2 separate regions of the Homo sapiens genome follow, and region 2 is linked to region 1. A link is an interaction called in ENCODE POLR2A ChIA-PET data of the cell type or tissue named here. Cell type or tissue: B cell. All regions are shown on one strand. Each heading gives the region's core, and the rest is flanking DNA. Links, peaks and the distances in the headings are about the cores only.

Evidence for each region. Peaks named below come from ENCODE experiments on the same cell type or tissue, not always from the same donor. Only the 100,000 strongest peaks of a DNase experiment are listed, where the experiment ranks them.
Region 2: POLR2A ChIA-PET joins it to region 1 with 7 read pairs; 4 of 35 experiments call an interaction of 5 or more read pairs at or near these places.

Annotation. Positions count from the first base shown.
Region 1 is chr1:16,406,139-16,411,619 of GRCh38, reverse strand. SPATA21 (spermatogenesis associated 21) reads left to right here. Exons shown (of 13, transcript NM_198546.1): 6 at 1,577-2,019; 7 at 2,417-2,502. Among named protein-coding and RNA genes, the nearest start is that of SPATA21, 29 kb to the left of the region's middle. In B cell, for the core only: no CTCF peak of the experiment used is centred there; a DNase peak (open chromatin) is centred at 2,619.
Region 2 is chr1:16,476,356-16,481,612 of GRCh38, reverse strand. It overlaps the pseudogene CROCCP3. Among named protein-coding and RNA genes, the nearest start is that of LINC01772, 18 kb to the right of the region's middle. In B cell, for the core only: no CTCF peak of the experiment used is centred there; no DNase peak of the experiment used is centred there.

The DNA of each region.
Region 1 (5,481 bases), core at 189-5,188:
ACGGGGTTTCACTATGTTAGTCAAGATGGTCTCGATCTCCTGACCTTGTGATCCGCCTGCCTCGCCCTCCCAAAGTGCTGGGATTACAGGCGTGAGCCACCTTGCCTGGCCTGTTTTGTTCTTAAAGAAGGAAGATTAGCGGTTTTGGTGGCACACATCTGCAATCCCAGCACTTTGGGAGGCTGAGGTAGGAGGATCATTTGGGCCAAGGGTTTTGAGACCAGCCTGGGCAAGACAAGACCCTGTCTCTACAAAAAATTAAAATATTAGCCAGGCCTGGTGGTGAGCACCTGTAGTCCCAGCTACTTGGGAGGCTGAGGTGGGATTATCTCTTGAGCCCAGGAATTCAAGGTGGCAGTGAGCTGAGATCGTGTCACTGCCTTCCAGCCTGGGCAACAAAACGAGACCCTATTTCTTTCAAAATAAAAGAGGGAAGATGATAATATATTTACATGCTGATAGGAGTAATCTGGTGGGGAAAGCGAAGTTGATAACTTAGGAAGAGAGAGTGTGTGGTAAGCACAGTGTCTTTGATTGGGAGAAAAGCCTGGCCTGGCAAGAGGCAGAATGGGGATAGCCAGTCCCTCTGAGGGGAGGGAACAGGTGCAAGAGAGACTGGGGTTGCTGAGTGAATGAGAAGTGGGTGTACAGGAATAAAAGAGGCAGCCAAGATCCTGCCCTCATAATGCTTACCTTCTGGTCAGGAGGGCAGACAACAGGCATGAACAAAGCCAAGTGGTGGGACCAGGAGTAACTCACTCAAGACCATGGCTCAGCCGGGCGCGGTGGAACACGCTTGTCATCCCAGCACTTTGGGAGGCCAAGGCGGAGGATCACTTGAGGTCAGGAGTTCCAGACCAGCCTGGGCAACATGGTGAAACCCTGTCTCTACAAAAAATACAAAGATTAGGCCGGGCGCAGTGGCTCATGCCTGTAATCCCAGCACTTTGGGAGGCTGAGGCAGGCAAATCATGTGAGGTCAGGAGTTGGAGACCAGCCTGGCCAACGTGGCAAAACCCCATCTCTGCTAAAAATATAAAAATTAGCTGGGCATGGTGGTGCACACCTGCAGTCCCAGCCACTTAGGAGGCTGAGACAGGAGAATCGCTTGAACCTGGGAGGTGGAGGTTGCTGTGAGCCAAGATCACACCACTGCACTCCAGCCTGGGCAACAGAGCAAGGCTTCGTCTCAAAAAAAAAAAAAAGATTAGCTGGGCGTTGTAGTGCGCGGCTGTAGTCCCAGCTTCTCTGGAGGCTGAGGTGGGAGGATCACTCGAGCCTGGAAGGTCAAGGCTGCAATGAGCTGAGATCACACCACTGCACTCCAGCCTGAGTGACAGAGTAAAACCCTGTCTCAAAAAAGAAAATACAGCTCACTTGGATGTGGCAAGTCAAGTGTTGGGGAGGACGTGGGGCAGGAGCACAGTGGGGTGCATGTGAGATTTGGGGTACATCCTCCAAAGGCTCAGAGAGTAAGGGGCAGTCTGAGGATCTCTGGAGAGGGGATGGCAGGGAGGAGATTTGTGGGACACTCTGGCCCACTAGAGGCCTCCTGGATCCCCTCCCCTGTCCCCAGGAGGTGAGGGACATTGGAGAGAGGCGGGAGCCAGACCGTGCGCAGCAGCAGCCTCAGAAGCCCGCGGTGGCTGCAGGGACACAGAGCCTCGGGAACTTCCGGCAGGGCTTCATGAAGTGCTTGCTGGAGGTGGAGAAAATGGAGGCCTCCCATCGGAGAGCCTCGAAGGCCCGGTCCCAGACAGCCCAGAAGTCGCCCAGGACCCTGACCCCGGTGCCCACCTCAGCTCCAAGCCTGCCTCAGACCCCTGCCTCGGTCCCTGCCAGCGGCCCATCGTGGGCCCGGCTGCCAGCTCCTGGGCCAGAACCTGCCCCCATGGGAGCCCCGGTCCCCACCTCCATGCCTTGCCCTGTCCTGCTGGGCCCTGCCCTGGACCTGGGCTGGAGAAGGATGGAACTCTTGCACCAGAGCAGCGAGAGAACCCTGAGCTACGCCAAGGCGCGGTAGGAGCCCCCGCTGCTCACCCGCCCGCTCCTGAAAGGCCCCAAGATCAGAGCCTTGTCCCGGATGCAGGTCCCTGTCCCTGCACCTGCCTGTTCCCTCGTGTGTCCCCCTCTCTCCATTTCTCCTCATGTGTCTCCTCTCCGCATCTCCCATGTCTCTGCCTCCTCTCCCACTTCTGACCCCTTTTCTAACTCCCCCGAAGGGGTCTCCCTCTAGTCCCCTCTCCTCTGTCCCACTTCTCCTCTGGATCTCCTTTTTCCTGCCATTCTTGATCTCTCCGGGCTCCCCAAAGCCTCCCCCACGACCTCCTCCTGCAGGCTCCCCCAACCCCTCCCCTAGCTATCAGCAGGGTGGGCGGCCGGATGTTGCCCTGGGTCGGGGTTCTGTCCTCTGCAGGCAGGAGCCGGAAGAGCAGAGCCTCCAAAAGCTTTATCAAAACCGGGAGAAGTCCGAGGAGCAACTGACCCTGAAGCAAGAGGAAGGTGAGGGCAGGGAGGTCAGGGAGGTCCCAGCACAGGCAGGACCCTTGGTCCTTGGGGGTTTATAGGCGCAGGGCGGACTGGGGTGCTTTCCAGATCACATGGCTGCCGCCATGTGTAGCAGACCCAGCAGGGGTTTTCTGCACTTGGCCTATGGGGCAGGGCAGGGTAGGGGATTGGCTCCAGCTCACAAAGCTGCTGGGTTGGGGGGGCCAGAACTCATGCTGGGTCTTTTTTTTTTTTTTTTTTTTGAGACAGAGTCTCGCTCTGTCACCCAGGCTGGAGTGCAGTGGTGCGATCTCAGCTCACTGCAACATCTGCCTCCAGGGTTCAAGCGATTCTCCTACCTCAACCTCCTGAATAGCTAAGATTACAGATGTGTGACACCACGCCCGGCTAATTTTTGTATTTTTAGTAGAGACAGTTTCACCATGTTGGCCAGGCTGGTCTCGAACTCCTGAACTCAAGTGATCCACCCACCTCAGCCTCCCAAAGTCTGGAATTACAGGCGTGAGCCACCGCGCCCAGCCTCGTGCTAGGTCTTCTGACTCGAAGTCCAGCGCTCTCCCTGTGCCAGAGCTGCCTCTCTGAGAGAATGACAGATGCCCTGCACAGTGCTTTAGGTTTTGGAATAGTTTCTTCTTCCCTTAACCCAAGCCTGCTCTATTGGTCCTCTTCAGAGCACCCTGGATGGGAGACAGGGCCCCAGGAACCCTGCCCATCCTAGATGGTCCCTCACCATTAAACAAGGCCACCAGCCTAAACATGTACCCCATTCCCACTGCATCTCACCTGCACCAAAAAGTTAAAAAGTTCTGAACACCTACCCTGCTCTCTATTGTCCTCAGGAAGGGGCCCTGTGACCCCACTCCCCCATCACCCTGGCCCTAGAAGAATGGATGTACATCCTCCTTCCATCCCCTACTCCTCTCCAAAGCCTGCAACCCTCTTGGCCACAGCGGCCCCTTCCTCTGTCTTCGCTGGATGCTCTCACTAGCTCCCTGTGACCCCATCCTTGAAGTTCACCCCTTCTAGTATTAAAACCCTCTACCAGGGCTGGGCACAGTGGCTCATGCCTATAATCCCAGCACTTTGGGAGCCTGAGGCAGGAGGATCGCTTGAGGCCAGGAGTTCAAGACTAGCCTAAGCAACATAGTAAGACCCCCACATCTACAAAAACTTTAAAAATTAGCCGGACATGGTAGCATAAGCCTGTAGTCCCAGCTACCCAGGAGGCTGAGGTGGGAGGATCACTTGAGCTCAGGAGTTCGAGGTTATGGTGGGCTACAATTATGCCACTACACTCCAGCCTGGGCGACAGAGCAAGACCCTGTCTCTTAAAAATAAAATAATATACAACTCCAACCGGGAGCAGTGGTTCACACCTGTAATCCCAGCACTTTGGGAGGCTTAGGCGGGTGGATCACGAGGTCAGGAGTTCGAGACCAGCCTGACCAACATGGTGAAACCCTGTCTCTACTAAAAATACAAAAATTAGCCCGGTGTGGTGGTGGGCACCTGAAATCCCAGCTACTCAGGGGGCTGAGGCACAAGAATCGCTTGAACCTGGGAAGTGGAGGTTGCAGTGAGCCAAGATCGCGCTACTGCACTCCAGCCTGGGTGACAGAGAGAGACTCCGTCTCAAAAATAATAATAGTAATAGTAATAATAATAATGATATACAACTCCCTAGCCACCTTCCTAAGTGCAGCTCTCCCTGCCCCACCTCCTTGAGCAGTTCATGAACAACATGCCACTTTGACTCAGAGACTCAAGGTCCCACAGCTCCCAATCCCTGTCTGGTAATTGAAGGGCCGACTGCCCTGCTCCAGTGGCTCAAACCACCAGGCATTCTGAGCGATCACACCTGCTTCTGAGAGTTGCTCTGGTTTTTCCTTCTGTGGTGTGCCTGCGCACGACAGGTCACCACGTGCCCCAACACCAATCCTAGCCCCACCTCTTCCCTACCATTCAGCGCTGTTTGTCAGAGACTTCCAGGCTAACAGAGGCTATTGTGTGCCAGCACTGAGTTCATAGAATACTTCCAAGAGGGTGCCCTGTTGTCATGGCCATCGTACAGATATGGATATAGAGGCTCACATGAATGCAGCAGCCTGCCCATGCCCACCGTCCCAGTCAGCACGGGCTGCCTTAACAAAGGACCACAGACTGGATGGTTGAAACAGCAGACATTTCTTTTGTCACAGGCTGGAAGTCCAAGATCAGGGGGTCGGCAGGTTGCTTTCTTCTGTGGCCTCCCTGCTTGGCCTGCAGACAGCTGTCTTCTCACTGTCCTCATATGGTCTTTCATCTGTGAATGGGCAACCCTGGTATCTCTGTGTGTGTCCAAATTTGCGTTTATTATTTATTTATTTATTTGAGACAGGGCCTTGTTCTGTCACCCAGGCTGGAATGCAGTCATATGATCCTACCTCACTGCAGCCTCCACCTTCGGGGATCAAGTAATCCTTCCACCTCAGCCTCCTGAGTAGCTGGGACTACAGGCATGTGCCACTGTGGCTGGCTAATTTCTAAAATTTTTTGTAGAGATGGAGTCTCTTATGTTGCCCAGGCTGTTCTCGGACTCCCAGACTCAAGTGATTCTACTGCCTCAGCTTCCCAAAGTGCTGGGTAGATGGTGTAAGCCATCGCACCTAGCCCAAATTTTCTTTTTGTATGAGGACTCCAGTTGGATTGGATTAGGGCCCACCCTAAAGGCCTCTTTTTAACTTTCTCACCTCTTTAAAGGCCCTATCTTCAAACACAGGCACATTTGGAAGTACTGGAGTTAGGGCTTCAACATAAGAGCAATCCGGCTCATTAAATGGCAGAGCCAGGCCGGGCGCAGCGGCTCATGCCTGTAACTCCAGCACTTTGGGAGGCTGAGGCAGGAGAATCACATGAACCCGGGAGGCGGAGGTTGCAGTGTGCCAAGATTGCACCACTGTACTCCAGCCTGGGTGACAGAGTGAAACTCCATCT
Region 2 (5,257 bases), core at 1-5,000, 70 kb before region 1:
AAAAAAGAAAAAGAAAATTCAGTTCTTTAGTTGCCCTAGGCACATTTCAAGCACTCATCAACCACACATGGCCATAGAATGTTTCTGTCATCTCAGAGAGTTCTATTGACAGCGCTATTCTGGACCGTATTTCTTGGAGTTTTTTGTTTGTTTGTTTGTTTTCAGAGATGGGGTCTTGCTGTGTTGCTCAGGATGGTCTCAAACTCCTGGCCTCAAGCGATTCCCCTGCCTCGGCCTCCCAAAATGCTGAGATTACAGGCATAAGCCACCATGCCTAGCCTTGAAGATTGTTTTTTTCTTTTAATTTGAGACAGGGTCTCGTTCTGTCACCCAGGCTGGAGTACAGTGGTGCGATCTCAGTTCACTGCAACCTCCACCTCCTAGGCTTAAGTGATCCTCCCACCTCAGCCTCCTGAGTAGCTGGGACTACAGGCACACACCACCACGCCTGCCTAATTTTTCTGTTTTTTGTAGAGATGGGGTTTTGCCATGTTACCCAGGCTGATCTCTAACTCCTGAGCTCAAATGATCACCCATCTTGGCTTCCCAAAGTACTGGGATTATAGGTGTGAGCCATCACACCCGGCACCTTGAAGATTTTTAAGACAAGAAATTATCCACTTTTTTTTTTTTTCCGCAGTCTTGTTGCCCATGACACGATCTTGGCTTACTGCAACCTCCGCCTCCCAGGTTCAAGCAATTGCCTCAGCCTCCCTGGTAGCTGGGATTACAGATGCCTGCCAGCATGCCTGGCTAATTTTTATATTTTTAGTAGAGATGGGGTTCCACCATGTTGGCTAGGCTGGTGTCGAACTCCTGACCTCAGGTGATTCGCCCACCTCGGCCTCCCAAAGTGCTACATTACAGGCATGAGCCACCGTTCTTTGCACCTTGAAGATTTTTAAGACAAGAAATTATCCACTTAGCTGCCAGGTTGTTTTTGATATTTTGTTGTTTGGTTTTTCTCTTCATAAATGTAACCATCTAATGAAAAGTTTGAAAAATAATAGAAATAAAAAGACCTCGCCTTCTCACAGCCTCATCTGCCCATCCTAACTCATGTAGGGCACTGGTTTTCCTTCCCACTGTGTTGCCTGGCAGTGAGATAGCAAACGTTTCCTTCACACCTACTGTGTGCCAGGCTCTTGGCTGAGTGTTTTATACATACTCTGTGATTTAGTCTTCCTGTCAAACTTATGCAATTCAGAACTCTTTTGTTGTAAGCTTGAGAGGCTCGCTCAGACTCATACAGCATGTGTGGCTGGGGTGGCAGGGTGGGAATTGGAATTCAGGTCCATGGGAGAGTAAACCCAGGCTTTCCATGCCTGGAAAGGAGAAGGTCTTTTTAAGTAGTTGTGTTCACAGCAAACATCCCATTTTGCATTCTGTGAAATGTGGAGATGGGGGTCTCACTATGTTGCCCACGCTGGTCTTGAACTCCTAGCTTCAAACACTCCTCCCACCTCAGCCTCCCAAATTGCTGGGATTACAGGCATAAGCCACTGTGTCTGGCTCTATTAAAATTTAATTAAAAATTTTAAAAAGTGAAAATTCAGGCTGAGTGTGTTTTACTGAACAGCACGTTGTCAACTGGGCACAGTGGCTCACGCCTGTAATCCCAGCACTTTGGGAGACTAAGGCGGGTGGATCACTTGAGGTCAAGAGTTTGAGCCCAGCCTGGCCAACATGGCAAAACCCCATCTGTACTAAAAATTTTAAAAATTGGCCCGGCATAGTGGCTCACGCCTGTAATCCCAGCACTTTGGGAGGCCGAGGCGGGAGGACCACCTGAGTTCAGGAGTTTGAGACCAGCCTGACCAACATGGAGAAACCCTGTCTCTACTAAAAATACAAAATTGGCTGTCCGTGGTGGTGCATGCTTGTAATCCCAGCTACTTGGGAGGCTGAGGCAGGAGAATCGCTTGAACATGGGAGGCAGAGTTTGCGGTGAACCGAGATCACACTATTGCACTCCAGCCTGGGCAACAAGAGTGTCAAAAAAATAAATAAATAAAAGTACAAAATAAAAAAATAAAAATAAAAAAATTAGGGCTGGGTGTGCCCTTTTAGCCCAATTTTAGCCCAAAATTAGTATTTTGGGATACCGAGGCGGGCAGATCACTTGAGGTCAGGAGTTTGAGACCAGCCTGGCCAATATGGTGAAACCCCACTTCTAACTAAAAATGCAAAAATTAGCTGGGCGTGGTGATAGGTGCCTGTAATCCCAGCTACTCAGGAGGCTGAGGCAGGAGAATTGCTTGAACTCTGGAAGTGGAGGTTGCAGCAAGCTGAGATTGTGTCACTGCACTCCAGCCTGGGTGACAAAGTGAGACTCTGTCTAAAAAAAAAAAAAAAAAAAAAAATTGCTGGACGTGGTGGCTCACACCTGTAATCCCAGCACTTTGGGAGGCCGAGGCGGGCAGATCACGAGGTCAGGAGATCAAGACCATCCGGCTAACATGGTGAAAACCCGTCTCTACTAATAATACAAAAAATTAGCCGGGTGTGGTGGCAGGCGCCTATAGTCCCAGCTACTCAGGAGGCTGAGGCAGGAGAATGGCATGAACCTGGGAGGCAGAGCATGCAGTAAGCCGAGATCACGCCTGGGTGACAGAGCAAGACTCCGTCTCAAAAAAAAAAAAAGAAAATCACATCGGGAAAGTTTTTCGCACCTACCGCCAGTGGGGAACGTGGCAGCTCACGGCAAGTCTTTGGGGTCCCAGTTGTTCCCTTCTCCTCCCTCCCCTGCCGTGGCCACCATGTGACTGTGTAGCAGGAAGCCATGGGATCTGCAGACTCAGCTCTATCAGGCTTCCCAGAATTGAGGGGCATGGGTTGTTATAGGGGACATTTCCTGGTCACGTGGCCTAGCAGGGTTGGTGGCACAATTGCCCATGTATCCCAGGAGCCTAACCTGGCCTCTTCTACCTGGTAGGGTGCTTGGAGATAAAGCCAGCACCTCCATCCACTCCAAGTGGATGGGTTGGGGAGAAGGAAAGCCAGGTTCTTCTGCTGGAGGATGTGAGTGAAATGAGTCAGCTACGGGCAGGGTCAGGGAAGGCTTCCTGGAGGCAGGTTCCTTGGAAAACGGGAGATTATAGCTCATGGCTAGAGGAGCAGCCAGCCACCTTCCCTGCAGAGAGCAGCCCCAGCATCCCCTCTGCTTGTCCTGAAGGGAGAAGAGCAACCTGGCCCACAGCCTGCAGGTGGCCCAGCAGCAGGCCAAGGAGCTGCGGCAGGAGCGGAAGAAGCTGCAGGCTGCCCAGGAGGAGCTGCGGCGCCAGCGGTACTGGCTGGGGGAAGAGCAGGAGGACGCAGTGCAGGATGGTGTGCGGGTGCGCCGGGAGCTTGAGCACAGGTGAACAGCATCTCGCCACCCTGCCAGGGCCCTTCAAATGTGCCTCAGGTCCCCTGACAGTGCCCCGGGGGTTAGGGAGCACCCACTGGGTCCTGGGCCTCCTACCATCTGGACCCCTCTGATGTCGGGTTTTCTAACCAGACCCATTGCAGGAAATTGGGGCTCAGGGAGGTGTACTCACTTACCTGGGGTCAGAGAACTAGTTAAAAGGTAGAACTTGGATGATAATAACAAGAATAATTAAAATAACAGTAGTAATATTAACGATAGTATTTTTTAAATTAAGTTATGATCATAATAATATCCTTACTGATTTCACTAAGTGCCAGATACCATTTTAAGCAATTCAGTTCTCTCATTTAACCTATGATAACTGTGACATAGAAGCTGTTATCTTCATTTTATGGACGGTAAACTGAGGCACAGAGAAGCCATGTCACTTGCCCCAGGTCACACAGCTAGTTAGAAGAGCCAGGATTTGAACCCAGACATTCTGCCTTTAGAGTTAACCTCTTCACCACTGCGCTGCTTACCTCTCAGGGACGTGATCGCTGATGATGTTTAGTAGACTGTGGTGGAGCATGTTATTCTTGTTTCTGAAGGTCCTTGGGGAGATGTGTCAGGCACTATTTTAAGCACATGTGAAGTTTGTAGCCTTAAAACAGGCTGGGCACGGTGGCTCACGCCTGTAATCCCAGCACTTTGGGAGGCCGAGGCAGGCGAATCGCCTGAGGTCAGGAGTTCGAGACCAGCCTGGTCAACATGGGGAAACCCTGTCTGTACTAAAACTACAAAAATTAGCCAGGCGTGGTGGTGCATGCCTGTAATCCCAGCTACTCGGGAGACTGAGGCAGGAGAATGGCTTGAACCCAGGAGGCGGAGGTTGCAGTGAGCTGAGATCTCACCACTGTACTCCAGCCTGAGCGACAGAGCGAGACTCTGTCTCAAAGAAAACAAAGAAACTATGTGACAAGGTAGGTGTTACCTCATTTTGCAGATGTGGAAACGGAGGCCCAGGGTCATGGAGCTAAGCAGTAGTGGGCTTGGTTGCCCTGTGGCTCAGGCTGTTTCTCTCCAAACTCCTGCCTCAGGCCTGGTCCACAGCCAAGCATCTCGCTGGCTGTGGGAGATTCGGGGCAGGAAAGTGACATGGGCCACCCACCTGCCCTCTGTCCTGCAGCCATAGACAACTGGAGCAGCTGGAAGGGAAGCGCTCAGTCCTGGCCAAGGAGCTGGTGGAGGTGAGGGAGGCGCTGAGCCGCGCCACACTGCAACGGGACATGCTGCAGGCCGAGAAGGCCGAGGTGGCCGAGGCGCTGACCAAGGTGGGTCCCTGTTGGCTGCACAACCACAAACCTACATCTGACCCCCAGCCCCAAGCCTTCTCACTCTGGCACAAACTGGTCCCAGTGTCAGGCAGACCTCTGAGCCTGGTCACAGACTGACCCCTTCCTTCTGGATACAGGCTGATCTTTGTCACAGACCACAGACCTCTGGACCTCTGGTCCCAGCCATAAGTGGACTGACCTCTCTTTATGGCCGTATCCCTGCTGTTCTGGATGCTCCTGGGGGCAGTGCCTATAGCTCAGGGTCATCCTGAGATTCAGCTCCTGGGGTCTGAGAGTTGTGGCCACAGCGCAGAGGGTCCTTGGCGGGGGGGCCTGCGCTGTCCGCTGCAGCCTGGGCTCTGAGCAGTGCTATCCCTAGACCTTACTCAGGGGATCCTCTGAACTCTGGCCCTGCCCTCCAGGCTGAGGGCAGAGGAGGCCTCCCTGCAGGACTCCCTGTCCAAGCTGAGCGCCCTCAACGAGAGCCTTGCTCAGGACAAGTTGGATCTGAACCGCCTTGTCACCCAGGTACGCTGTGCACCTGCGGGCCCACCTGCCTTGCCCACCCGTC